2 separate regions of the Homo sapiens genome follow, and region 2 is linked to region 1. The links are chromatin loops, found by intact Hi-C in ENCODE. Cell type or tissue: CD4-positive, alpha-beta T cell. All regions are shown on one strand. Links, peaks and the distances in the headings refer to the core of each region. The heading gives the core; the rest is flanking DNA.

Region 1 (11,147 bases), core at 1,519-9,518:
CCTCTCCCTACTCCAGTTATCATGGGAGGATGTGTACTTAGAGATCCTGTGAGATAGCCACAGACAGGCACAGATAATCTCTGGTGAGGCCCCACAATCTTGTCATGTTTCCCAAGTCAGTCTCCTCTACTGTTCCCCATCCATCTGCCCATCCATAAATATGTGCTGAGCACCTGCTGTCTCTCAAATCTCCAATTCTACCCTCTCACCTTACTGTCAGCCAATGACCTTTGCTCCTCCCTCACAGAATAAGAATTCCCTCAACTTCCTGCCAAAGTACCTTACAAATTAACCTGCATCTGTCCTCACACTTTTCTCCCCTCCTCCCGTCACTTGGGAGGTGGGGTCCTTTCTCTCATCTCCCATCCCCTCCTCCATTAGCTGTCTGCATCTCATCCCTGTCAGCATTCCCCAAGTGCTGGGATTACAGGCGTGAGCCACCATGCCTGGCCTAGGCCTTTAAATTTGGGTGTTCCTCTGGGTTCCATCCTCTGGTTTTGCCCCACGTTGCTTCACTCACGCTCCCTGAATGATCCATGCCTAAACTTCAAGCACCCAAATTGCCATTGTCAGGCCAATGGATTCCCTCGAATCCAAACAGCCTCCAAACTCTGTTCTTTCTATGTTTCCCTCTCTTGAGTCTATTCCCTCTCCATTTTCACAGCCCCAACACAGTTTGGCTATTTGTTCGGTGACTATGGCAGCATCCTAACCGTTCTTCTTGCCTCCAGTTTGACTCCTCTTCCTACATTCTCTGCACCATCACCCCATCCACCTTTACCTATCAGAACAATCTGTAAGATCTAAGAATGCCTATGCTGGAGCGAGAGGTATAGATAGAGAGTTAGAACATCTAGCAAATATTAGGTTACAATGATGCTATAGTTTGAATGTGCCCCCCAGAATTCATGTGTTGGAAACTTAATCTCCAATGCAACAGTGCTGGGAAGTGGGGCCCAATGGGAGATGTTCATGTGATGAAGCAGTAAGTGTGATGATGCAGCAAGAAGGCCCTCACCAGATGCTAGCATCTTGATCTTGAACTTCGCAGCCTCCAGACTGTGAGCCAATGTATTCTATTATAGTGGCATAAAATGACTGAGACAAGTGGTGCCCTTTGGTATTTGTTCTAAGCCCTCAATCCCAAAACACTGCATTAGAAAAGTTAACTTGGCTGTAATATAGGGGTATCAGAAGAGGGGGCAGGGGGCAGTTTCCTTATCTGGAAAATAAGGAGTTGGACTGGGCCAGTGCCTTGCAGAGTACACCCAAACCTTCAGTTTCTGATTCAGTAGATCTGCACAGGACCAGAGAATTTGTATTTTTAATGAGCTTGCAGGTGATGGCAATGCTGAGGTCCACAGACCACGCTTAGAATACCACTGGTGTCTTAGTCTGTTCAGGCTACTATAACAGAACACTGTGAACTGAGTGGGCTTATAAACAACAGAAACTCACAGTTCTGGAGGCTGGGAAGTCTAAAATCAAGGCACTGGCAGATTCAGTGTCCAGTGAAGGTCCACTTTGCTTCCTGGTTCATAGATAATGTGATGGTTAATATTGAGCATCAACTTAATTGGATGCAATTAATTTAAATAGCCACAAAGTATGCAAAGTATTGTTCCTGGTGTGTGTCTGTGAGGGTGCTGCCAAAGGAGATTAACATTTGAGTCAGTGGACTGGGAAAGGCAGACCCACTCTCAATCTGGGTGGGCACCAGCTAACCAGCTGCCAGTGTGGCCAGAATAAAATGCAGGCAGGAGAACATGGAAAGACTAGACTGGCTGAGTGTTCTGGCCTCCATCTTTCTCCCATGCTGGATGCTTCCTGTCCTTGAACATCAGACTCCAAGTTCTCCAGCTTTGGGACTCTTGGATCTTCAACCACAGACTGAAGGCTGTACTGTTGGCTTCCCTACTTTTGAGGTTTTGGGACTTGGACTGGCTTCCTTGCTCCTTAGCTTGCAAACGGCCTATTGTGGGACTTCACCTTGTGATTGTGTGAGTCAACACTCTTTAGTAAACTTCCCCTCATATATAAATCTATCCTATTAGTTCTGTCCCTCTAGAAAACCCTGACTAATACAGATGGTCATCATAAACCAAAAAGTATCTGAGACGGGTCTCAATCAATTTAGAGGTTTATTTTGCCAAGGTTAAGGACAATGCCTAAGAGACAGGTCTATACCTTTCTCTGAAGATGATTTTGAGGGCTTCAATATTTAAAGGGGAAAGGGCAGATATTGGGGAAGGGGGAAGAAATTTTTAAAAGGTGTTGATAGATAAGAGCTAAGTGGTTGCATTCTTTTGAGACTTTGATCAGCCGTTCACACAGAAGAGGCGGGTAGAGGAATAGTCACTTATGCATTCACCTAGCTCAGTGAATCTGCACTTTTACATAAGACAAAATAAACATGGCAGAGGAGGCCATCAGCTATGCATTTGTCTCAGGTGAGCAGAGGGATGACTGAGTTCTGTCCTTTGTCTATGTCCTGTCCATACCTATGAAGATAAGCTGTCAATCTACATTGTCCGGGTGAAATTCAACAGAACTATTTTAGGGTAAAGATCTTGGGGCCCACAGGGAATTTCCTGTGGGGAAAATGTGGAGGAAGCATGTAGCTTTTTAACGTTGTAGCTATCTTATTTAGGAACAGAATGGGAGGCAGGTTTGCATGATGCGGTTCTCAGCTTGGCTCTTCCCTTTGGCTTAGGCACTAATCCCACTCCTGGGCAATCTTTCCTCACGACCTAATCACCTCCCAAAGGCCCCATGTCCGAATATGATCACATTGGAGATTAGGTTTCAACATGTGAATTTTGAGGGAACACAAACCTTCTGACCATAGCAACTGGACTCAATGATATCTACAATTTTAGTTTCTTTGCCTGGGCTATCCAATATGGTAGCAACTACTTATGTGGCTATTTAAATTACAAATTATATTAAATTAAATTAAATTGAAATTCACTTCCTCAGACACACCAGCCTTATTTCAGGTGCCAGTGGCCACATGGGGCAGTGGCCACCATATGGAACAATGTGGAACATTTCCATCATCACAGAAAGCCCTAGTGGATATGGTCATTTCCTCACGGACCTCTGGAGAGGACATTTTCAAGTAGAAGGGAAGTAAAATATCTTCTGACAGATGAGGGCTTTCAGGATTGCTCAAGCACACCTGTGCAGTTGGCCTAATATTTCAGCCCTAACTTTAAAAATGATCCCTGGGAAGTATAGTCTTCAGCCCTAACTTGAAAGTCCCAAAGCCCATGCCCCATTCTGCCCTAGCACCATTTTGCCCCAGGAAGCATACACAAAAACAGGGCTGGAACTGGGAAATACCAGAATTTCTGTGCTCAGAACTGTGACTGTATATCAATGTAAGGCCATGGTGGACAAAGCCAAGGATGTAGTGGCCAAAGTCCTGGTATTTGAGTACCCAACCTGGAACAAACTTCTCTGAGCCTCTGTACCCTCATATATATATATATATATATATATTTTTTTTTTTTTTTTTTTTTTGAGACAGGGTCTTGCTGTGTCACCCAGGCTGGAGTGCAGTGGCATGATCTTAGCTCACTGCAACCTCTACCTCCCAAGTTCAAGCGATTCTCTTGCCTCAGCCTCCTTAGTAGCTGGGATTACAGTCGCCTGCCACCACGCCCGGCTAATTTTTGTATTTATAGAAGAGACAGGGTTGCGCCATGATGGTCAGGCTGGTCTCAAACTCCTGACCTCAATCAAGTGAGCCTCCTGCCTCAGCCTCCCAAAGTGCTGAGATTATAGGTGTGAGCCACCATGCCCGGCCTTCTATAAAGTATTCTTGAAATAGCTGCCTCACAGGCAGATGTGGAAAAGCACCTGTAGTTTACAACTAATTCAGTTATTATTTTTTCTTCCTCTGCTGTGCTGCTATTGTGTGTTAGACACACTCTAATTTAGTACTTATGCTTTCTGCTTATGTATCTCCCCCAGGCTAGTAGCCCCTGGAACACAAGGTAAGGCCCCATCAGATTCAGTTCTTCCCTCAACACCTACCCTACTGCTTGGCCCATGAGAGATGCTTCAAAAAAAAAAATGTGCAAAAGATTATGTCTTGGGGAAAAGCCAGGTCACAGGCACAATAAGTGTGAGGATTGTGCCATTTCCCCGACTCTCCCCAGCTCTGTGCTCATGCTCTTTCTTTAGCCTGGACCACTTGCTACTCCGTCCTGATCCACACCCCACCTTTACTTGCCCAACCCCAACTCTGGTTGTAGAGAATCTAGTCGTCCTTGAAGAATCTTCCTAAAGATCTGAATGCCAAATTAATTAATCAGTTGTGGAGTCAAAGCCTGCCTCTACCACTGCCTACTAGGACCTTGAGTAAATTTTTGTAATCCTGCTGATCTTAATTTTGCTGATCTGCAAATTGGGCAGAAAAATACCTATCTTTCAGTTTTGATATGAGATTTACATAAGCAAATGCATGTGGAATGCCAAACACATAGCAGATGCTGAATAAATGCCTTCAAATGGCCATTTCTAACGGCTCTGGGAAATTCTCCATTCTGCAACAATATGCAGTCTTCTCGAGACCTCCGCTACGTTCTCTTTTTTTCTCATCGTTTATTTAGCAAACATTAATAGAGCATGTTTTATTTGCCAGACACTTTGCTAGATGATAGAGATACAAAGATTAGAAGCCAGGCATGGGTGTCTCACGCCTATAACTCCAGCACCTTGGGAGGCTGAGGCAGGAGGATTGCTTAAGGTAAGGAGTTCAAAAAATAAAATAAAATAAAACATAAAAAAAAATTAGCCAGGCATGGTGGCATGCACCTGTACTCTCAGCTACTTGGGAGTCTTAGCTGGGAGATCACTTGAGGCCAGGAGTTTGACGCTACAGTGAATTATGACCGTGACACTGCCCTCCAGCCTGGGTGACAGAAAAAAAAAAAAAAAGATTAGAGAAGGCCTCTGACCTCACAGTCTAGTGGGGAACCAGCTTCTTCGGGGATTTTTCCCTGCCTCACCTCGCCCACCTCAGGCTGTGTAGAAACCCCCAGTCTAACCAGTTGTTTCCCTCCAACTCTGTACATACCACGGTGTGTTGCCTTTTTATTTCAAACATGTGCTGGCCTCTGTTCTAATCACAGCAACCTGTATCCATTAATCCATTTAATCCTCACAACAACCTTATCAGGTAAGTATTGTCATTATTTGCATTTTCCAAATAAGGAAACTGAGGCACAGACAGATTAAGTAACTGGCTTAATAAGGTCTTCTAGTTTATACGTAGAGGCAGCCAGGACTTGAAAACACACCTTCTGGCTCCAGCTAAATTAACATGCTCTGTTTACTTATCTGTCCCCACTGAAATTGGAGGTTGAACCCGTGGCATATTCAAACGAATAAGTATCGCCTGTGCCCACCCCAATATCTGACACTATAGGTCAACGATAACTCATTCGTCAAACAGGAAGGAGGAAGGAAGGAAGGAAGGAAGGAAGGAAGGAAGGCAGGCAGGCAGGCAGGCGGGCAGGCAGAGGTAAAACGATTCCACAATGGTGTGGTTGCTCACATTTACTAAGCATCAACACTGACCTGCCTGTAAGATGCGCTAACAGAGCTCACGAATAAATGAAGGCTGGGTGTGGTAGCTCACGCCTATAATCCCAGCACTTGAGAGGCCAAGGTGGGAGGACGGCTTGAGCCCCAGAGTTCAGGACCAGCCGGGGCAATATACTGAGACCCTGTCTCTACTAAAATTAAAATTAAAAATTAGCCAGGCACAGTGGCGCGCGCATGTAGTCCCAGCTACTTGGGAGGCTGAGGTGGAGGATCGCTTGAGCCCGGGAATTCAAGGCTGCAGTGAGCCCTGACCACGCCACTGCACTCCAGCCTGGGCGACCAAAAAAAAAATTAAAATAAAAAAAAGGAATAAATGAACATCTCTGCGGCTCAGAACTTTCAGTTATCACCTCAGAACTTTCAGTTATCACCGTCGAGAATTCCAGGCGACCGCTGGGTTTTCCCGGTTGCCTCTTTTCTCTCACCCCTGTTCCCTTCCTCTGGAATTCGGCTCCACCTCTTCCTTTTCCTTTGCCAGCCTCTCCGTGGATTCCGCGGTCCGGGTTTCCCGGGCGGCAGCCGCCGGGAGAGGATCGGTGCGTGGGAGCGCTCCGGCAGCGGCGGGCATGCGCAGAGGGGGGCGGTGTACTGCGCATGCGGGAAGATGGCGGGCCGGGCGACTTGAGATCCGCGGGTCTCCCTCCTCTTTTTCCGTCTGCGTCGGGAGCTCCCGGGCACGTGAGGCCGTGCCGCGTTTACTGGCGGGCGGGACGGCCTAGCCGGGCGGCGCCTCGGAGGAAGCCGCGGACCCCTTAGGTGCTGGGCCCTTGGAAATCGGCGCGTGGGGGGCGGTGCTCGAGCTGAGCGCGAGAGGGCGGGAGAGCTCGTGGGGTGCGAGGGGAGCAGGACGCCCGGCCGGGCAGCATGAGTCAGCAGCGGCCGGCGAGGAAGTTACCCAGTCTCCTCCTGGACCCGACGGAGGAGACGGTTCGCCGTCGGTGCCGAGACCCCATCAACGTGGAGGGCCTGCTGGTAAGCTCCGGGACGGGACGGGGACGGGCGGTGGTCTCCCAAATCCGGCCCCCTCCTCCCCGCGCCGCCGCCAACCCCGCTGGCCGTCGTCTGGGTCGTCTGCTCCCCCTGGGCCAGGCGCTGCCCATCACGTGCTGCGAACTGCGCTCTCCCGCCTTCTGCTTTCAGCATCTGCTCACAGACGTGGTATCAGTCTTCTAGGCTTTTACATCGGAACTTCAGAGCACTGTTGGAGAAAATTGCTCAACTTTGCATTAGAGAGTCCATGTTTATCTCCTTCTATGGACTCTAGCTGTATCTCTGCAACCTATCATTTGTTTTTCTGCCTCCTCTCCCATCCTTCTGCTCTACTGCAGCCGTTTAAAACCTTGTCCACGCTTTATATTTCCCACGCCACAGCTCCCATTCATCAAATTATCTCCCCACCTGTTTGACAGAGAAAATGGTTAGGAAATTTGGCTCCCTTTCCTGCAAAGGCTGATTTCTTCTCTTGTTCAGGACCAGATGCTGTATTCCCCGCGGTTATCAGGGCCCTCAACAAATGCATTTTCTTTTTCTTTTCTTTCTTTTTTTTCTTTTTTTTTTTTTTTTTTGAGATTGAGTTTTACTTTTGTTCCCCAGGCTGGAGTGCAATGGCGCAATCTCAGCTCACTGCAACCCCCACCTCCCAGGTTCAAGAGATTCTCCTGCTTCAGCCTCCCATGTAGCTGGGATCACAGGCATGCGCCACCACACCCAGCTAATTTTGTATTTTTAGTAGAGACGGGATTTCGCCGTGTTGGCCAGGCTGGTCTCGAACTCCTGACGACCTCAGGTGATCCACCGAGCCCGACCTCTCCCCGTATTTTCAATTTCTCTGCTGCTTTCTTTCTATAACTAGTAGTAATTAAACATTTTCCCAAGTCATTATGCCTGGTTCCCCTACCAAATAGTTTGTGATTATTGCCTCATTTAATTTCTCATTTCTCACAGCAGTGTTTTATAATACTAAAAGATTATTATTCTTGTTTCACGGTTGCCAAAACAGACTTGGAGATGCATGTAACGCCGGCTTGCCTGTGGCTGGATAATAAGTGTAGAAACTTGGGTTGAAGCTCCAAATGTCTAACTCCAGATGATAAATTCTTGACTACTAAAACCGCATTCTAAATCCATCCCCATCTTAAAAGATCTCTCCCTTGATTCCATATCCCCTCCCATCTACTGTCTCTCTTCCTCTTCACAGCTAAACTTTTTTTTTTTTTTTTTTTTTTTGGTGACGAAGTCTTGCTCTGTCACCCAGGCTGGAGTGCAGTGGCCTGATCTCGGTTCACTGCAAGCTCCGCCTCCCGAGTTCACGCCATTTTCCTGCCTCAGCCTCCTGAGTAGCTGGGACTACAGGCACCCGCCACCACGCACGGCTAATTTTTTTTTGTATTTTTAGTAGAGATGGGGTTTCACCGTGTAAGCCAGGATGGTCTCAATCTCCTGACCTCGTGATCCACCCGCCTCAGCCTCCCAAAGTGCTTTCACAGCTAAACTTCTTGAAAAGGTTATTTACACTCACTGTTTCCACTTGATGGCCTCTTATTACCAGCCAACCCACTGCTGGGGACCCCTATCCTAAGCACACTTGTAAGACCATTCTAACCAAGGTCACCGACAAGCTCGTCAATTCCAGCAGCTGTTGTAGTTTTGACTACAACACTCGTGTTAGAAACCCTCCCTTGAGCTTCCTTGACGTTTGATGCTCCATCTGCTTCTCTGGCTTCTCCTTGTCCTCATCCTCTTCCCATTCCTTCATGTTGATTTGTTTTTCTGTTTTTGTTTTTGTCCCCCCCCCCGGTGCAGGATCTCACTCTGTCACCCTGGCTGGAGTGCAGTGGCACATCATGGCTCACTGCAGCCTTACCTCCCAGGCTCAAGTGATCCTTCTGCCTCCAACTCCCAAGTAGCTGAGACCACAGGCACATGCCACCACACCTGGCTAATTATTTTTATTTTTAGAGATGGGAGTCTTCCTATGGGGCCCAGGCTGGTCTTGAACTCCTGGGCTCAAGCAGTCCTCTCACCTCAGCTCCCCAAAGTGCTGGGATTACAGGCGTGAGCCTCTGCAGCTGGCCACATGTTGGTATTATTCAGGGTTCTCTTCTACCGTCTCTACACATTCTTCTTAGGGGAGTTCATTCACTCCTCCCATGACTTCTGTTACCATCTACATTTGATCATTGAACGACTCAGGGATTGGGGCACCAAATCCCATGAAATTCAAAATCTGAATATAACTTTGATTCCCCCAAAACTTTACTGTTTGCTGGAAGCCTTACTGATACCGTAAACAGTTAATTGACACATATTTTGTATTTATATGTATTAGTTACTGTTTTCTTATAGTAAAGTAGCTAAAGAAAAGAAAATGTTATTAAGAAAATCATAAATAAGAGAAAATCCTACTCCTTCGGGGGAATTAGGTCATCGTAAAGGTCTTCATCCTTGTCTTCACACTAAGTGGGCTGATGAACAAGAGTAAGAGGAGGAGCTGGTTTTGCTCTCTAAGGGGTGGCAGCGGGTAAAGAAAATTGGTCTCTAAGTGGACCCACACAATTCAAACCTGTGTTGTTTGAGGGTCAGCTGTATATTGGTACCATCTGTATTGGTGGTCTTAATATTTGAGAACGTGATAAAAACTCTAAGCTCACTGTGGAAAAACCACTTAGTTTGCATGTAGTATCAGCAGATACATCCCTTGAAATCTTAGACATACAGTTCTGGTATTTTCAGTTACCATGTCATAATTCCCAAATCTATAAATCTCCTTCAGGGTTTTCCAGCTGTCTACTAGACCTTCCTACTTAGGTTTCAAACTCCTATTAGTCCCCTCTCATCTGAGGTTTCACTTTTCTTTATTTCAGTTAACCTGTGGTCCCCCAAACTATTAAAATGAAAATTCCAGAAATAATTCATTAGTTTTAAACTGCTTGCCATTCTCAGTAGTGTCATGAAATCTTGAGCTGTCCAGTACCACCCAGCACCTGAATCTTCCTTTGTCCAGAGTTCCCATGCTGTCACTGCGCCCTGCCCTTAGTCGCTTAGTAGCTGTTTCTTGATTCTCAGACCAACTGTCACGGTGCTTGTGTTAAGTAGCCCTTATTTTCTCAGTAATGGCCCCAAAGCACAAAAGTAGTGCTTCCAGTATGCTTCCAGTAGTGCTTCCAGTATGCTGAAGAGAATTGATGAAGTGCTTCCTTTAAGTGAAAAGATCTAAGTTCTTGACTTAGTAAGGAAAGAAAAAAAATCTTATTCTGAGGTCGCTAAGATCTACAGTATAAGATATTTTGAGAGAGAGACCACATTCACATAACTTTCATTGTAGTTTATTGCTATAATTGTTGTATTTTATTATTAGCTGTTAATCTCTTACTATGCCCGATCTATAAATTAAATGTTATCACATGTATGTATGTATACGAAAAAATAGTATATATAGAGATTGGTACTGTTTGCGGTTTTAGGCATCCACTGGGGGTCTTGGAATGTAGCTCCCAGGGATAAGGGTGGACTACTCTATATCCAGAATTGAATTTATTACTCTATTGGTCAGGGCTCTCCAGAGAGACAGACCAATACTAACACAGATTTTGGTACCAGGAATGGTTCTGGGAAACAGAATATTAAAGATGAGTTTCCTTAATTGGGGTTTTTGGAATTGATTCTTTAATCTGATTAGAATCTAAAAATGCCAAGAGCTCTACTTCTAATAGTAGAGAGAGCACTGGAAGTCCATGACACAAACTGTTTATAGATATGCAAAATAAATGCCTTTTTATTCTAATTCACTGCTTATAAGAGGCAAAGAATTTAGTGACGCTATATGTGATATTTTCAAATATTTTTGGGAAAACAAGGATTATAATGACATTGGTTGGTTGCTCCTATTGTCTTTGGACAAAGTGATGAAAGAAAAGGATGAGCTCAGGGATTCAGTTTCATGGCTGGAGTTCCACATAAATGACCTAAAAGTTTCTAAGTGTGCCCTGGGTTAGAATCTTCTATCCTGTAGCCATGGGGCTGAAATTGCTGAAAATCAAACACAAGCCTTCATCATGTAACTGGCCAAATTACAATGGAAGTTGAACTCTTGGCCAGTCATGGTGGCTCATGCCTGTAATCCCAGCACTTCGGGAGGCTGAGGCGGGTGGATCACCTGAGGTCCGGATTTCGAGACCAGCCTGGCTAATGTGGTGAAACCCCGTTTCTACTAAAAATACAAAAAATTAGCCAGGCTTGGTGACGTGCGCCTGTAATCCCAGCTACTCGGGAGGCTGAGGCAGAAGAATCACTTGAACCCAGGAGGTGGAGGTTGCAGTGAGCCGAGATTGTGCCACTGCACTCCAGCTTGGGCAACAAGAGTGAAACTCCATCACAAAAATAAATAAATAAATAAAATAGAAAGTTGAACTCTCTTAGCCTCACAGAGCATCTACTGTTAAAGTGAGGGTATTGGTTGGGAAAGAGTGGGGTCCTGCAAGTTTGGATGGGATCATGTGGGAAGATGAGGCTGGACACATTGAGCCCCTAAA
Region 2 (11,147 bases), core at 1,330-9,329, 630 kb after region 1:
AAAAAGCAGCAGGGGTGGCATGAACTTGCACACCAGGCTGCCCAGGCTTGAGACCCAGCTCTGCCACCTAGAAGCTTGGAGCCCCTGAACAAGCTGCAATTCTGTGCCTGGGCTTTTCTGACTGCAAAATGAGGATAATCACAGCCCCTGCCTCCAAAGTGTCCCGAGGATCAAATGAGTTGATGATACTTGCACGGCGCTCGGATCGTGGTAAGTGTGCTGCATAAGTGCTCCTTAAATCACCATCTGGAGTTTCCATACCAACCTCTCCCTGGCTTCATCTTATTTTTTTCTCCCCCTCATTTTTATTCCTCTCTGATTTCCTCACGTATGTTTTTTAATCTTGTCATATTGAGTGCATCTTTGCAAACTGCTTCTAATTCTTCAGGGAACTAAATGCTGTGTTTCGTGCTCTCTTTTCCCCGTCGCCTCCTTGAATATTTAGTAAGTCTTTGTGAGGACGTCAGCCCCTCCCTGCTGGGCTGGTGGTGTCCTGGGTAAGGGGGCCGTGGCCGCCATGGGAGCAGCACACAGGCCCAGCTTGCTGGGGGCCGCACTCATGGGAAACAGAGAGGGGTGACAGTGAGAACAGAGGCAGGGACAGAGCCAGCTCCTTGATCCTGCTGCCCCTGGAAGCTTCTCCTCCCAGCATCAAGCCCAGGCAGATTTGGGGTTCTGTTGTTTAGGAGACGTGGGATTTCCTTGCTGTAAGTGGGACAAGTATCATCACTGTTAACCATCATGAATGAGAATGAAACAGAATGAGAAGACAAAAAGCCAGAAAGATGTTCTCATTCCTCTGTGCTCACACAGCTCATCAGAGAGGGTTGAGGCATGGGACCCCACGTTCTAACCCCAAGGAGTCCCCATAACCCTGTCTGCTACCCTGAGACACAGGTCCCTTCTTGCTCACATGAAGTAAGCCATCTATTTTTTTTTAATCCCCATAGAACACAAGCGGCAATGAAAAGACACAATATAAAGAAAAGGTTAAGTAGATCAGTGGTTGCCAGGGGTAAGCGAAGGGGAAGATTGGCACAGGTTTCTTTTTGAGGTGACTGATGAAGTGTTCTGGAATTGCTGGGGGGGTTACACAAACTTGTGAATACGCTAAAAACAACCAAATTGGACAATTTAAAAGAGTGAATTCTATGGCATGCGAATGATCTCTTAATTAAAAAAAAAAAAAAGCCTGCAAAAGTTTCATTTAAAACCACAGAAGGCCGGGCACAGTGGCTCATGCCTTTAATCTCAGCACTTTGAGAGGCCACAGCGGGCTGACTGCTTGAGTTCAGGAATTCGAGATCAGCCTGGGCAACTTTGTGAGACTCCGTCTCTAAAAATAGATACATAAATAAATAAATAAATAATAAAATAACACCACAGAGCCCAAAGCCCCAGACCCATCCTAGACAAGGATGCTCCAGGCCTGACGTTGCCAGTGTCTGCAGCAGGCCATCGTAGGACCTGAGTGTGCCTTAAGGGAGTGTGGGATCTGTGGCTGAATTTCAGGAAGATTCAGCTTGTATTTCTTACATGGGAAAGACCCTCGGAAAAGTAGGGGTTGATCTCCCTTCCCCTTCATCACTGGTGGTGGCACCCCCACGGGCACCTAGTGAGGCCAATAGGATCATCTCAGGCACCAAGGTACTCCACGGTCTGAAAGTATTTTTTTTTTTTTGAGACAGAGTCTTGCCCTGTTGTCCAGGATGGAGTGCAGTGTGGCTCGATCTTGGCTCACTACAAACTCTGCTTCCCGGGTTCAAGTGATTCTCTTGACTCAGCCTCCCGAGTAGCTGGGATTACAGGCGCCCGCCACCACGCCCAGCTAATTATTGTATTTTTAGTAGAGACGGGATTTCACTATGTTGCCCAGGCAGGTCTCGAACTCCTGACCTCAAATGATCCGCCCGCCTCGGTCTCCTAAAGTGCTGGGTTACAGGCGTGAGCCACCGCGCCCGGCCCCCTCTCTAAGTATTGTGATTTCATAGGATCCCCTGGCGGTCCCATGAGGGAGACAGGGCCACAGCCACTGTCCCCATTTGGCAGCTGAGTGAAGGTGGAGCTCAGAGGTGGATCCAAACCCAGGCTGGGTTTCCTCGTGGGTCGGAGATGTCTGCTTTACTTTTATTAAAACATCGTCCCGATCTGGCACACCTAAAGCTGTGTATCCGAGTGTGCCGGGCCGGCTCCCTGGGCCCCACCTGCCTTCAGGCCTCCAGCTCTTGCCTGCAGCGACCCCTGGTGGGTGCGCCGGCCTCGTCACCTCCAGGCTGGGGACTGGGCTTCCCCGGAGGCCGCACCTGGAAGGAATACGCCCCGGATAAGGCCCGCGATGGAAACGGAACCCGGCTGGCTCACTGCCAGCGGCCTGGTCAAGAAGGCGGGCTCCGGAGCCCGACTGCCGGGGGTACTTGCCCACCTCACCCGCCTGCCAGCCCTGTGTCCCTGGAGTCCCCAGCCTTTCCACCATCTCAGGCCTGGGATGGAAACAGCACTTCCTGCAGATGGCTTGGGAGGCCTGGAAGGACGGTTCAGGTAAAGTGCACCGCCCGGGGCCGAGCAGCGGCCACAGTACACACACAGGCGCTGGTGCTGCTCCTTGCTGTAGGCCCGCCCCACCTGTTCATGTTCATCAACCCACGCTATGAAATTAGTTCACTCTACGCCAGGCACAGTGGCTCATGCCTGTAATCCCAGCACTTTGGGAGGCTGAGGCAGGTGGATCGCTTGAGATCAGGAGTTCGAGACCAGCCTGGCCAACATGGTGAAACCCTGTCTCTACTAAAAATACAAAAAATTAGCCGGACATGGTGGTGCGTGCCTGTAATCCCAGCTACTAAGGAGGCTGAGGCAAGAGAATCTCTTGAACTTGGGAGGCGGAGGTTGCGGTGAGCTAAGATCACACCACTGCACTCCATCCTGGGCAACAGAGCAGACTCTGTCAAAAGAAAGAACGGAAGGAAGGAAGGAAGGAAGGAAGGAAGGAAGGAAGGAAGGAGGGAAGGAAGGGAGGGAGGGAGGGAGGGAGGGAGAGAAATTAGTTCACTCCACAAACACATCAAGTGTCCCTTGTGTGTCTGAGGCAGGGAAGGGAGGAGACCTGCCTCTTAGTGTTCATAACAAAGAAGGACCTGGACCCTCCCAGGCCACAGGAGCCTCGGCCTGCATCCAGGCCACAAGGGTTTACTAAGCACCCTGTCAGTCCTGCCAGGCGCTCAGGGACCAATGAGATCCCACCTCTGGGAGTCACTGCAGCCCAGAGGGGTGAGGGGCAGTGCCACAGAGAGGCCAGGCCTCCGTGGAAGGAGGGAGGGAGGGTGGCCAGCCCCAGGGAGGGAGGGAAGCCTCACAGGAGAAGGGCACACGTGTCCAGAATGTTCCCTCTCCACAGAGAGGGTCTTTCTCTCCAAAGCACACTGCTGCAGGCAGCATCCGTGGCCCACATAGAAAGAGGCTCGCCTTTGATCCAGCCTGAGAGGTTCCCTTTTTTGTCTCTGCTCAGAAGCGCAGCCTGAAAGGAGAGTGAGGCACTGCCTCCTTTTGAAATCATGCAATTGCTGCTGAGACCCCAAAGAAAGATACAAATTCACTGGGATCTTTCCCCAGATCTGCGTTGCTCTCACTGTAGAAGCTGTTGGGACTTTGCAACAGTATTTAGAAAACACCTAATGCCCAGTTTAAATCTTCTTCAGAAGTCTGGGGATGGGGGAAGGGAGAGGAAATTATTTTAGAATTCCGCTTCCGTGTGGCAACATCCAAAGATAAGAGAAACACAGAGAGCACTGGTGGGACCTGGGAGGAGGCAAAGATTTCTCTAAACAAGCGTCTGGGGCTTCCAATAACCAGACACTGGCTGCCACTTCAGGGTCTTGGCACCTCGAGCTCCAAGCTCCACTTCCAGACACTTGATGGCTTCCAGCCCTGGGGATGTCATTTAACCTTTCCAGGCTCGATGTCCACATCCACTTAACTTCATACATCTCCCTGCAGAGCCCACTATACAGCAAGTACATGCCCTGGAATCCAGGCCCTGCCTCCGGGAGTTCCAATCTGTGTATGGGTATAAGAGGGATGTGTCTCTATTCATAGGGGCTTACAAGGCTGGTGCCAACCATACTGGCACTCTGGAAACTTCTGAGAAGGGGCTCAAACATGTTCTGAGGAGAGGGCCCAGCCGCCTCTACCTGGCAGAAGTCAGGGAATGAGCCCGCTGTGGGTTTTTGAGGTTCTGGGGGCCACTCCCCTTGGCTGTGAGGCTTATTACCCCACTGTGGTGATGGACTGAAAACCCCCAGAGGGGGTGGGGACACACCAAGCTCAGAGACACAGCAGCAAAGTGGGGGCCTGAGAAAGCTGCCTCCCAGGCCTGCTGATCGGGAAATTCCAAACGGGAAAGGATGATTAACAACTGCGGGAGCCGGAGGAGGGGAGAGGAGAGGGACCGGACAGGGAAAAAGACCCCAGATCCTGGGCCTGCCCGAGGGCAGGAGCCAGCCTGGCCAAAGTGAGACTAGAGGCCACACAGACATGGGCCCCTTCCGCGGAACTGGCCTGTCGAGGGAGCGGGGCTGTCCCTGACACAGAGCCTGGGCTCTACATGGACACCTGTCCAGGCAGGGGAGGGGATGCTTTCTGACTGCTCTGCCTCTGGGAAATGGGGACTCCTGGCCTTTCTCCATGCCCCAATATCATCTGTGAGCTCCCTCCCACCCATCACTTGGCCTTTTAAGGAGAGTGACCCCAGAGGGCTGGAGTTCTGGGAGCCTCCAGAGTCCCGGCTTCTGCGGGTCTCAGTGGCTGGGGGGGCGGGGGGTGGGACCAGCGCTGGCCTCGACCTTGCCTTTTCTGCGTCCGCCAAATGTCCCTGGGGGCCCAGGTGATCCTCACCGCCTCCTTACCCTGTTCCTGTGGCAAGCCACAGCCTGGCCTCCAAGCCAGCTGCCCCTCCCCTCAGGAGATGCCTCATCTGGGGTCGCCCTCTTCTGCCCTGGACCCGACCTCCTGGAAGGAAGACCGAGGCGGGAGATGCTGACTGCAGGATTCAGCCAGCCCAGGGCCTGAGCCTGGGCCCTTCGGTCCACCACAGCCCCGATTTTTTAGTGTAAATATTGTATCTAAGTACAGCACATACAGAGAAAAGCGCACGAGTCCTGAGCGCACAGCTCAAATCCCACACGCATCCCCGCAGCAGCCTGCGCAGAGCAAGGGCAGAGCGCCCCCTTGCGGTCACTTCCTGTCACTACTCAACCGAGGGTGCCCGCTGCAAGGTTAGGTCTCCTGGCCTCGTGCTTCAAACAGGAATTAATAGAATCCCACCAGGTGGTGTTTGTGAGGCGTAGATGGCGAGGATATCTGCAGCTGCAGTTTGCTCATTCTCACGGCTGCACTGCATTGCACTGTGTGAGCAGAACACAATTTATCCTTCCACTGCTGATGGGCATTTGGGCGGTTTGCAGTTTGGGATCTGGCCAGTTCTGCTGTTGTGAGCATTCTTAAGCCTGCCTTTCGGTGAATTCACACGCCCGTGGGGTGAGTATGTGCCTGGGGTTGGGATGCTGGGTGGGTGTGTTCCAGTTCAACATTGCTGGCAGGATTGTTGTCTATTTCACTCCCCGCCATATTCCACCACCTCGAATTGTGCCTGGAATATCATAGGTGCTCAGTAAATATCTGTTGAAATGAATTCTCTCCTCTTTTTTTTTTTTTTTTTTTTTGAGACAGGGTCTTGCTCTGTCACCCAGGCTGGAGTGCAGTGGCACCATCATAGCTCCAGGGGACCCTGGCTTGCCCGCCTCTGCCCTCAGCGCCCAGCAGAGAGCCTGGCACATGAGGAGAGAGAGGTTTGAGGGGAGAGGAAGGAGAGGACATTCACACCCCATGACTGGCTGCCCAAGGCAGGACAGCAGGGGTCCAGGAAGGTGGCTGGGAGGAGGAGGATGACTACGGCCGGGAGCTGGGTTCCGCTTGGAAACTGCATCCTGTCAGGCCCTAGAATCTGTCAGACACACAATCACGCGATGAAGGAGACGTTGGTATCAATTAACTCGTGTTCAGTGAAGGCCAATCCTGTCCAGTGAGCAGATTACTTGTGTCTGCCAGGCAGGGTGTGGAGGCGAGGGGCACATCGTAGCTGGATCTGAAAGCTGCTTATTGCACCCAAATCAGCAGCTGACGACACCTCCCATTCAGGCTACCCAGAGGTCTGACCGATGACCTGCCCCTGCCCCAGGATGTGGGGCTGCCGGGTGAAACGCAGTCTTAGCAGCTGCAAGGGAGGGCTCCAGCCACCATGCCAGAAGAGGCTTACAGGGAGAAGGAGCCGGAGAAGTAATGTGACCAGTGCCGCTGATTCTTAGTGAGCTGAGCAGTTTTGTCAGGTGGGGGCCACCCTCAGAAACAAGCCAGCCTGCGTTTCCCCGAGTCAAGAGAGTGCCGTAGACTACAATGTGCACGGGCCCGGGAGGAGGGCAGCGCCACAGCCCTGGCCACGGGGTCAAGGGGAAGGCTAAGTAGGTGGGGGCAAGTGGTCACAGCGCTCATCAACGCCCGCCCTATCACAGTAGACTCATCTGCGGCTCCAAGTGCCAAGGGTGAGGCCAACCCAAACCCACTGCAGTCAAGGAATCCCGGAAAGAGAGAAGGGGGGTCTCACCAGCGGCTGGAAGCAGAGCGGAGTCCGCTGCGCTCCCACAAGGGCCCTCCCCGCCAGCCCCTGTGGCTCAGGGACAGTGAGGGGCTGGGCCGGTGCAGGAGGGAGCTCATTTCTCCCTAGGAGGGAGACAGAGAGGCTAAGTGGGGAGGAACTGAATGTTCTGAAAAGCTGACGTGGCCAAGCGCCCAAGGAGACCACAGAAGTGCCCCGTGTGCCTCCTGAGCCACCAGCCGGCGGGGGTGGCACCAGGCAGACCTCAGCTCCAGCCCACTCTGCGCAGGTGGAGTCCCCGTGTGTCCAGGGGCACAGCCACGCCCGCGCAGGGGGTGACCCGAGGGCCTGGAGGGGCAGTTCAGTTCAGCTCTAAGTCTGAGGCCACATTCTCCCTATTTCCTTGAACTAATTTCTCACTTTAACTGAAGACTTAAGTATCTCCTACAAAATTGCTTTGCCCTCATGGGCTGGGTTTTGGATTTTATTTTTGAGAGAGTGAGCTCCAGAAAACAACTTAGAATCCTCTTTTGTCCCTTGGCTGCACTCCCCAGGCCGCCAGGGAGGAAAGGCCCTGCTGCTTCCTGCAAAGGCTCTGGGTGCCACCCCATGTCCCTGCAGACGCACTCCTGCCCCATAGCTGTGCCCGCAGGAAAAGGTGCCCGAGAGAACCTTGACCCTCTGGCCAGAACCAGGCAGGCTTGCAAACTCACTGAGTTCCACCAGTTCAAACACAAGCATTCAGCCAAAACAAATGGAGAACTGATAGGCACGGAGGTCCACAGCATATTATTCACGGATGCGTTCATTCATTCCAACATTCATTCATTCATTTTCCCAGGCCGTGCTAGGAGCTGGGACACAGCCCAGTCCTGGCCCCTGTCTTGAAGCTGCGCACCCACACTGGAGGGGCAGACACAGGCACTGCTTCTACATGCGGGTGCAAGGAGGCAGTGTGGAGCAGGAGCGGCCCCTCTACCTCCCAGGGCCTGGGGTGAGGAAGCTTCCTAGAAGGGCTGCCATGGCTTAAGGGTTGAGTGTCAGCCAAGGTAGTGGGGGGCAGAGAAGCATCCTAGGCAGAGACAGCCAGAGAGCAAAGTCTTCCATGCAACACGCTTGAAGAACTTGGGCATGGCGGGAGCACAGAGGACAAGCCCTGCCACCTCGCGAAGGCATGTGGACTTCACAGTGCCGCCACGGAGAAGCTGAGGTTTGATTTATGCCACTTTTAGGTGGTCAGAGGGACTGTTTGACCCGACTTCTCATCCTTAGAGGAATCCAGGGATGGACTTCAGAGCTCACCTCCAAAAGAGATTGGAAATGTAATCACGTACAGTGTCAATATGTACACCTACTATGTACCCACAAAAAATTAAAAATAATAATTAAAAAAAGAGGCTGTTGCAATAGCCCAGGCCAGAAATTCTGGGACCTGAACTAGGATTTGTGTGGAGAGGAGAACATGCCACTTAGGTTTCAAATTTGGCAGGATTTGGTGATTGACTCAGTGAAAGGCAGAAAAATTGTTTCTAATCTCCACCCCCCAACACCGTGCCTTCTAACAAGGGCAGTTCCTGGTAAGGACAGGATCTTTTGATTGGAGAGCAAAAAGTCAACACCCTTGGTTATTATGGCTTTTGGCCAAATTATAGGCAATAGCAGGCAATGGAAGGAGGAAAATGAGAGTCTGGAGAAGCAGGGCAGAGCCCACCTGCTCAACTAAGAGAGGGGACAGGGCTGTGAGGCACGGGTGCTCCTGAAGCTGAAGAAGCCAACAGCGCTGGGAGCTGCCTGGGGGCGGGAGGTGTCCATGAGCCAGGATTCTGGGTATGAGTGGCCCAAAAGAGACCCTGGGAGAGAGGACATCAGGGGAACAAACAGCTGAGGAGGTGGGCATGACACAAACCCTTCTCCCAGCCCAGAGCCTCTCCAAAAGCTCAGGCCAGATATCGCCCTTTTCACAACACCGGGTAAGCAGATTCTCTCTTGGGGAATGAGAAGGGCACGAAGACCTGTTGAAGCCAGTGCAATCCTGGAAAGTGCCTGGACAGCACCCCAGAAGAGAGGGTGACCTGGGTCACTGAAGACGGGGTGGGGGATAACACTGTTAACGTGATGATACATCAGCTGTCCCCAGACCACACCAGCATCTGGAGTGAATGAAGCGGGCACCCTAGCAGGCAAGGAGGAAGCCCTGCTTTGCTGGTCATGCATCCCAGGCTTCCGGAGTGCCCCTGGGAATTTCCGAACACATCCATGCACTTGTGACCCGGGGGCCAGAGCCAGGGGTCATTTGGCTTTGTGCCCCCTCCAAAGCAGGGGTTTCCAGTGTAGCACATTTGTGCCCCAAATTCTCAGAGGTGTTTTATTCGCAGCGCCTGTCCTCAGAAGAATCAGACATGATCCAAAGGGGGCTGGTAGGGGACACTGAGACAGCAAGGCTGCACCATGCCCAGTGTCGCCTGCCCCGCACAGGCTAGCAGGAGACTGGCACTGTGCTGCCCCTTCGTCCCAGCTGCCATCTGCATGGGCGGAAGAGTGCCCTGGGCCCTGGTGGTGCAAGGAGGGCGGGAGACAGACCCTCGCATTCCTCTGGTCTCAGGGTCGTGGGCCTGGGTGGAGGGGGCACACACCCTACTGGAACAGGGTGCTCCAGGCTGTGCCCATGGCCTCGACACTCTGCACTTCTTAAAGGGGAAATGACAAACGGCAGCCTGTTATTTCTCTTCCTCACCCTCTGAAACTACTTCCTGCCCATTGAATTTCTGATACATTTTAATTGAAAAATTGATATACAGATAAAGCAAATTGGGGGTAGGTTGGAATGAATAGTTGGAGCACAGAGGATTTTTAGGACAGTGAAACTACTGTGTCTGATACTATAAGAGTAGATGTGTGTCATCTCCATCTGTCCAGACCCATAGAATGCACAACACCAAGTGTGAACCCTAATGTAAACTGTGGGCTCTGGGGGATAATGAGGTGTCAATGTAGGTTCATTGTAACAAACATGCGGGCTGCTGCGGTGTGGGATGTTGATAGTGGGGAAGGCTGTGTGTGTGGCAGGGGGAGGGGTTTTATGGGGAATTCACTGTCCCCCTCAACTTTGCTGTAAACCTAAAACTGCTCTAATAGACTAAATGAAGTCTATTAATTTTATTACATTGCATTAAAAAAATAAAAATAAAAAGATTAAACTTTCACAAACTTTTTTTTTACTCTAGTTCTAAAGAATTGCAAGAAAAAAAAAATTTTTTTTTTTTTGAGACAGAGTCGTACTCTGTCACCCAGGCTGGAGTGCAGTGGCGTGATCTCGGCTCACTGCAACCTGTGCCTCCCAGATTCAAGTAATTCTCCTGCCTCAGCCACCTGAGTAGCTGGGATTACAGGTGTGTGCCTCCATATCCCACTAATTTTTGTATTTTTAGTAGAGACGAGGTTTCACCATGTTGGCCAGGCTGGTCTTGAACTCCTGGCCTCAAGTGATCTGCTCACCTCAGCCTCCCAAAGTGCTGGAATTACAAGTGTGAGCCACCACATCCAGCCCTTATATTTCTTCTGAAAACCTACACTTTCATTAAATTTTCAATCACTAAACTTTATTAGTATGTGGCAGACACTGTTGTAGACAGATGTTGCCAGCACATAGGAAGGTTCTCCTCTGTTCCCTCATGGAGGCTTCATCCTAGTGAAGACAGATGATAAACAAATAAATATGTAAATAAGGCTGGGTGCGGTGGCTCACACCTGTAATCCCAGCACTTTGGGAGGCTGAGGAGGGCGGATCATCTGAGGTCAGAAGTTTGAGACCAGCCTGGCCAACATAGTGAAACCCCGTCTCTACTGAAAATACAAAAATTAGCCAGGTGTGGTGGTGCATAACTGTAGTCCCAGCTACTCAGGAGGTTGAGGCAGGAAATTGCTTAAACCCGGGAGGCGGAGGTTGCAGTGAGCCGAGACTGTGCCATTGCACTCCAGCCTGGGCAGTAGACCAAGACTTCATCTCAATCAATCAATCAATCAGACACATATGAATTCTGATCAGTTCTGAGGAGAAACTAAACACCAAGTTTGATGAACTGCTCACCCGGGGGCACTGTCACTTCAGATCACCTGGTGTGAGAAGAGCCTGAAGAGGTGGTACATAAGCTGAGACTGCAGTGATGGAGGCAGCAGGTCGTGCCAAGGCCCGAAGGCAGGAACCAGCCTGTTGTGTCTGAGGAAATGAAAGAATACTGCCATGAACAGAGGGAAAGAGGGAGGGGTTTGAGGTGACGTCAGAGGCAGGCTCTTAAAGGTCTGCTCAGGAGGGCAGATTTTTCTTCTATGTCTTATAAGAAGCCACTGGGAAAGGTTCTGTCTGTTTAACAGTTTTATTGAGATATAATCCACACACCATATGATTCACCCAATTAAAGCGTATAATTCGACCTGGCACAGCGGCTCACGCCTGTAATCCCAGCACTTTGGGAGGCTGAGGCAAGCAGATCACCTGAGGTCA

The links. A loop is a pair of places that touch in the nucleus more often than their neighbours do. Peaks named below come from ENCODE experiments on the same cell type or tissue, not always from the same donor. Only the 100,000 strongest peaks of a DNase experiment are listed, where the experiment ranks them.
Region 2: it touches region 1 in a loop (3-fold over the local background); 3 of 110 quality-filtered maps call a loop at or near these places.

Annotation. Positions count from the first base shown.
Region 1 is chr2:11,461,213-11,472,359 of GRCh38, reverse strand. E2F6 (E2F transcription factor 6) reads left to right here and starts at 6,199. Exons shown (of 7, transcript NM_198256.4): 1 at 6,199-6,588. The coding sequence starts at 6,481. RefSeq lists enhancers at 5,384-5,463, 5,891-6,447, 6,448-7,005. In CD4-positive, alpha-beta T cell, for the core only: no CTCF peak of the experiment used is centred there; a DNase peak (open chromatin) is centred at 6,229; H3K4me3 peaks cover 1,834 bases.
Region 2 is chr2:10,826,587-10,837,733 of GRCh38, reverse strand. It overlaps a transcript of PDIA6 not described here. Among named protein-coding and RNA genes, the nearest start is that of PDIA6, 19 kb to the right of the region's middle. RefSeq lists enhancers at 1,969-2,469, 6,104-6,604. In CD4-positive, alpha-beta T cell, for the core only: CTCF peaks have their summits at 2,028, 2,233 (motif pointing left), 5,034 and 5,234 (motif pointing left); DNase peaks (open chromatin) are centred at 2,253 and 5,223; H3K27me3 peaks cover 939 bases.